Linked DNA regions of Homo sapiens: region 1 is linked to region 2. Evidence: chromatin loops called from intact Hi-C (ENCODE). Cell type or tissue: Caco-2. All regions are shown on one strand. Each heading gives the region's core, and the rest is flanking DNA. Links, peaks and the distances in the headings are about the cores only. Region 1 has its middle 400 kb from the start of PCSK5. Region 2 holds the start of LOC105376091 (a long non-coding RNA gene).

The links. A loop is a pair of places that touch in the nucleus more often than their neighbours do. Peaks named below come from ENCODE experiments on the same cell type or tissue, not always from the same donor. Only the 100,000 strongest peaks of a DNase experiment are listed, where the experiment ranks them.
Region 1: it touches region 2 in a loop (11-fold over the local background); 3 of 110 quality-filtered maps call a loop at or near these places.

What each region holds. Positions count from the first base shown.
Region 1 is chr9:75,490,966-75,493,892 of GRCh38, forward strand. No RefSeq gene overlaps it. Among named protein-coding and RNA genes, the nearest start is that of PCSK5, 400 kb to the right of the region's middle. In Caco-2, for the core only: no CTCF peak of the experiment used is centred there; no DNase peak of the experiment used is centred there.
Region 2 is chr9:75,850,562-75,853,488 of GRCh38, forward strand. It overlaps LOC105376091 (a long non-coding RNA gene), which reads left to right and starts at 2,275. Exons shown (of 3, transcript XR_929952.2): 1 at 2,275-2,339. In Caco-2, for the core only: no CTCF peak of the experiment used is centred there; a DNase peak (open chromatin) is centred at 1,580.

The DNA of each region.
Region 1 (2,927 bases), core at 117-2,616, 360 kb before region 2:
GAAGCCTTGTCCCTATCCTCTGTGAGTTTATGCTAAAGTAGGAGAGAGAATAATAATGATAATAACAACATGATAACAACCACCATGATATTTTGCACACTATGGGCATCTGCTAAGTCTTTTAAATGCATGATTTTATTTAATGCTTATAATAACTCTATCGTGTAACATCATCTCTTACTTTTGAAAATGCTATAATTAAGGCTCTGTAAGCTTGAGTCATACAGCAAGTTAAGGGTAAAGGCATAACTTGAACTCAGGATGGTTGGGTTTCTAGGTCCTTGCTCTTGTTCACTATACCTTACCTCTTATATCTAAAGAAAAATATGTTTGACTTAAAAATTAATTCACAGAAGGCAGAGATGACATTCATTTGTAGGATCTAGAGTTGTTTAATGGAGGATATGGACTTTGAGGGTAGCTATAGGATGTGATGGGGGCAGAAAACACAATCCACAGACCCCCTCCGTGCTTTGAGTGTACTCACAACTGAGACTGGTCCAGGATAAAAACAGGGGATAGCATCAATTCAAATACCTCTTAGGTTGCATCTTATACTTTTCATATTAGCTCATTTTTCCCCATTCAAGCTTGCCTTCCTAATGATTCTGCTAAGTGTAAGGAATTAACCTGCAATTCTAAAGAGTCACAGCTGGAAGGATTTCATTTTGGAGGCAGTGAGGCCAAGAAAATTTAGCAGTGTTGATTGAGCAGACCCATAAGTTATTGAGCTTGGAGGGAACATGTGCTTCCTGGACCGATGAGGTTTACATGACTGATAATGGCTTTATTGTGTTGCTATTGGGCAACTTGTGTGTTGAAAGCTTTGCTTTCTCTTTCCAGGCTCTTTGAAAGCAGGGGCTGATGCATCCTTCTGTCTCAGCACAGTGCCCCATCCACCTGACAGACACAAACAGCAATTTTTATGCACAGCAAGTCTGATCCCTGGAAATAACCTTAGAAGTTGTAAAACCAGGGATAATAATGATTTTTGTATACCCTGCTTCTCCCTTTCTAGGGTAGAGCAGACATGGCCATAGGTAACCCCAGCTCCCTTTATGAATATTTTGGATAAAAGCAACCTGCTGAGAAATCTCAGTAACCCTCCTTCACGGTTTTGTAGCAGTACTCCTAGGCCAGTGAGTTTCAACTGCTTTATAAGGAATGAATATTTATTATTTACAATGTATCAGACACTGAGTTAGAGACCTTATAGACCACCCGCTTAACTCTTAACACTTCACAGTAACACTGCAAAACTTGAGATTCAGAGAGGTTAAGAATCTTGCTCAAGGTCACACAGCCAGCAGATGGCAGAGTTAAAATTGGAATCTGCTTATATATGGCATAAAGCCAATGATGCCTTCACTTTAAGCTGTTGGTAGGCATGATTACCATTGTTTGGCTGGGAATAGTGAAACCTGGAAGTTAAATAATTTGAAAGGTCACCTTGCAACCCAGGAGTAGATATTATCTATATCCAGTCACAGCAGTGTGCTTTTGTCAGAGCAGACTTCTAAACAGTGTTACACGTCAGGTACTGGTCAGAAATAGAACATGCAGAAGTGAGAAAACACATTATTTGGAGAAAAAAACAAAGTCAAACTTCTAGAAAAATGCCTGAGAGTTTCCATTAAAAGCAACTTGAGGAATTATTGTTATTTACAGCTGGTTATCACCAAGATCCTTCCAAATTGGCCATTTATTTTTGAAGGTGTTAATGTCAGGCTCAAAATATGTCAACACTGGGAAACTTCAGAATAATCAGTTGGACAGATGATCTGTAGGCTTGTTGCACAGATACTCTTTGTGAAACAGACAGCTTCCTACTAGGACCTGGCAGGGAAGCAGCCTCTATTGCCATATTTTTCTGAAAACAGCCTGGGTAGTTTGAGGGGCAAGAATCATATACTGTATGTATCACCTAGAGATGATGATCTGTCCATTATGGCTTGTGGTTTTCTTTTACACTATTTGATGACCGTACTTAAAAGAACTGCATTTTTGCATGCATTGGATAAAGTGTCCAAGGCAAGCAATTAATGATACATCCATTTTAAATCTAATGTTAGAAGGAGAGGTATTCTAAAGTAACAAAGAAATAAAAAGCTCCCACTAAGAAATAACTAGGGTATATCACCTTGGGACTAAAATGCCGTTGAAGATTCACATAGGCTAAATTGTAAACATCTGGATATCATACGGCTAGCCTTGTACTTTCTTAAAAGTTTCTAACTTTAGTAATGTGGACAAATAATCTATGTGGCTTAAGATTTTCTCTATGTCAAGAAAAGTTTCTGTCTTAGGCTTAATAACCATGAAATAAATGTCAAATCGTATCAGATAATGCTGTGTGTCTCCTGGGTTAAAGCAATGCTTATAATATTCAGAGCAACATCGATGATCCTTTTCTAAATTGGCTGCCATAGAAGTTTTGTGGGGAACTTCAGTGAGCCTGGGGCTCTTCCTACACCCTTTGGGTCTAGTAACTAGGTCCTGGTAAAGCTGTGTGGACTTAAAAAAACATAGGATCCTAGACTGCTCCTTGGGGAAAATATGTAACAACAGTATGTAGCATTACTTGGGCTTCTTTTCTCTATCAGTCAGAATTGGATAAACAATGCTGCAGAACAATGCTGCAGTAACAATCACCTAAATTTATGTGGCTTTCTACAATAAAAAACTGTTTCTTGCTTATGTCATCATCTGTGTCAGGCTGGATGGCTTCTCTAGGCAGCTTTCTTCAGGCAGTGACTCAGGTATCTGGGTTTCTTCCACTGTATGTCTCTATCACTGGGCATGTTCCAATGCCTGTTTCATGGATGGGACAAAGAAGGTGTTTACAATCACATGGATACTTTAAAGGCCAAGCCCAGAAGTGGCATATCTTATTTCTACCTATGTTCCAGAGACTAGAATTTAGTCAC
Region 2 (2,927 bases), core at 135-2,634:
AATATGCAGTAAGTGCTCAAAGCTGATCTCCAGTCATGTGTCACTTAACAAGCAGATAAGCTCCGAGAAATGCATCATGAGGTGATTTTGTTGTTATGCCAACATCATAGAGTGTACTCACACAAAACTAGATTTTCTAGCCTACTTACATACCTAGGCTACAAGGAGTAGCCTATTGCTCCCAGGCTGCAAACCTTAACAGCATGTGACTGTAATGAATACTGTAGGCAGTTGTAACACGTTAAGTATTTGTGCATCTAAATATACTTAATATGGAAAAGGTACAGTAAAAAATAGTATTTAAAAGATTAAGAATGGTATACCTATAGAGAGCACTGATATGGTTTGGCCTTGTGTCCCCACTCGAATCTCACCTTGAATTGTAATAATCCCCACGTGTCATGGGAGGGACCTGGTGAGAGGTAACTGAATCATGGGGGCGGGTTTTTCCGCTGCTGTTCTCGTGATAGTGAATAAGTCTCATGAGATCTGATGGTTTTATAAAAGGGAGTTCCCTGCACATGCTCTCTTGCCTGTCACCATATAAGATGTGACTTTGCTCCTCCTTTGCCTTCCGCCATGATTTTGAGGCCTCCCCAGCCATGTGGAACTGTGAGTCCATTAAACCTCTTTCCTTTCTAAAGTACCCAGTCCCAAGCATGTGTTTATTAGCAGTGTGAGACCAGAGTAATACAAGCACTTACCATGAATGAAGCATACAGGACTGGAAGTTGCTCTGGGAGTATCAGTGAGTGAGTAGTGAAAGCAAAGGCCTAGGACATTACTGTACACTACTGCAGACTTTATAAACACTGTACATTTAGGCTACACTATATTTACTTAAATTTTTTTTATTTCTTCAACAGTAAATTAACCTTATCTTACTGTAAGGTTTTTACTTAATAAACTTTTAATTTTTTTTAATTTGTTGAGTCTTTTGTAATAACAGTTTAAAACACAAACACATTATACAGGCATAGAAAAAATATTTTCTTTTTTATATTCTTATTCTATAACTCTTTTCTCTTTTAATTTTTTTATTTTTTTAACTTTTGAAAGTTTTCTGTTAAAGATGAAGACACAAACACACATATTAGCCTAGGCCTGGAACATCAATATCATTGTCTTGCACCTCCACATCTTGTCCCAGTGGAAGGCCTTCAGGGGCAATAGTACACATGGATCTGTCATCTCCTATGATAACAATGCCTTCTTCTAGAAACCTCCCAAAGGACCTGCCTAAGGCTGTTTTACAGTAAACTTTTTGAAGGAAATAATGTATACAGTGGTCCATTTTCAAGACAAAGTGCCTTGAATTGACTTAGGTTAGCAAACTACAGAAGAAACAAGATATACTAGGCCACTGCTTGGCTAGCCAATGCCTGCTTGTCGGCCTCCCCCTCCCCTTTCTTCCCCCCAACGCTTAGTTGCCCTCACCAGAACCAAAAAAGTTTAGTCTAAAATGAAAGCTTTCTAGCCTGCAAAATAGCTCGCTTTATCTATTCTTATCAGCCTGCCCAGCTACTTAGGTCATAAGTCAAATATTTAAAGAGCCCCTGAGCTAACTAGGATTGTAATGCATTGTGGGCTGCAACAAAATGCGGCAAGACAACCCTAAAGAAAACACCTAAAGCCCCTACCCAACAATCAATAGGCAACGTCCAGGAAGATTGTGACCCCATAGCACTCAGCCTCTAAGGAACTGGGGGAGGGACTTGCGCACTAGGGGATAAACTGCTTGTTAAAACTGTACTGGGTGTGCCTGTCCATCAAACACGGATCTTGCAAGACTGTCATTAAAAGTCTCACTTTCGCTGTTCTCCGGGTCTCTAAGTCCATTCTTTGGGTTTGAATGGGTAAGTTTGTTTCTCATACTTTTTTAATAAGCAGAGGCAGTACACTCTAAAATAATGATTAAAAGTATAGTATAGTAAATACATAAACAAAATAGTCATTTATTATAATTATCAAGTATTATGTACTGTACCTAATTGTATCTGTTAGACTTTTATACCATTGGCAATGCAATAGGTTTGTTTATACCAGCCTCACTACAAACACCTGAGTAATGCATTGTGCTATGTTATTAGGACAGCTAGAACATCACTAGGCGACAGGAATGTTTCAGTTCTATTATAATCTTTTATAGTCTATTATAATGGACCATATATATGGCCACTGTCATATATGTTATCATTAACTGAAAAGTTGTTATGCAGTGCATGACTATATTCTGTCGTTGCAGCTTATTGTCTAAAACTATGTCCTTTCTCAGTCCAATACAAGTATTCCCAGCAGTGGTGTCTCAACTATCATCTAGACTGCAAACGTCCTGAGAGGTAAGGGCTGTTACTCAACATTATATCCCCACAGTCCAGCCCAGTGCTTGACTCACAGTAGATACTGCAACAAATTGCTAATTTGAATAGAATTCTCAAGAGCGTCTATGCTAAAAACTTTCCTTCCCTCTTCCTAAATACCACATTAAGAAATATCTCACCAGGCACAGTGGCTCATGCCTGCAATCCCAGCACTTTGGGAGGCAAGGGTGGGAGATCGTTTGAGGTCAGGAGTTCAAGACCAGCCTGGCCAACATAGTGAAACCCCGTCTCTACTAAAAATACAAAAATTAGCTGGATGTGGTGGTGGGTGTCTGTAATCCCAGCTACTCAGAAGGCTGAGGCAGGAGAATTGCTGGAACCCGGCGGAGTGGAGGTTGCAGTGAGCCAAGATCCCACCATTGCACTCCAGCCTGGGTGACAGAATGAGACTCTGTCTCAAAAAAAAAAAAAAAAAAAAAAAAAAAGAAAGAAAAGAAAAGAAAAAAAGAAGTATCTCTACTTTTTCTCTCATTTGTTTCTGGACTTCCAAGTACTGCAGAGGCTCCTTAAATAGATGCAAACTAAAGCCAATACTCTAGGTCAGGA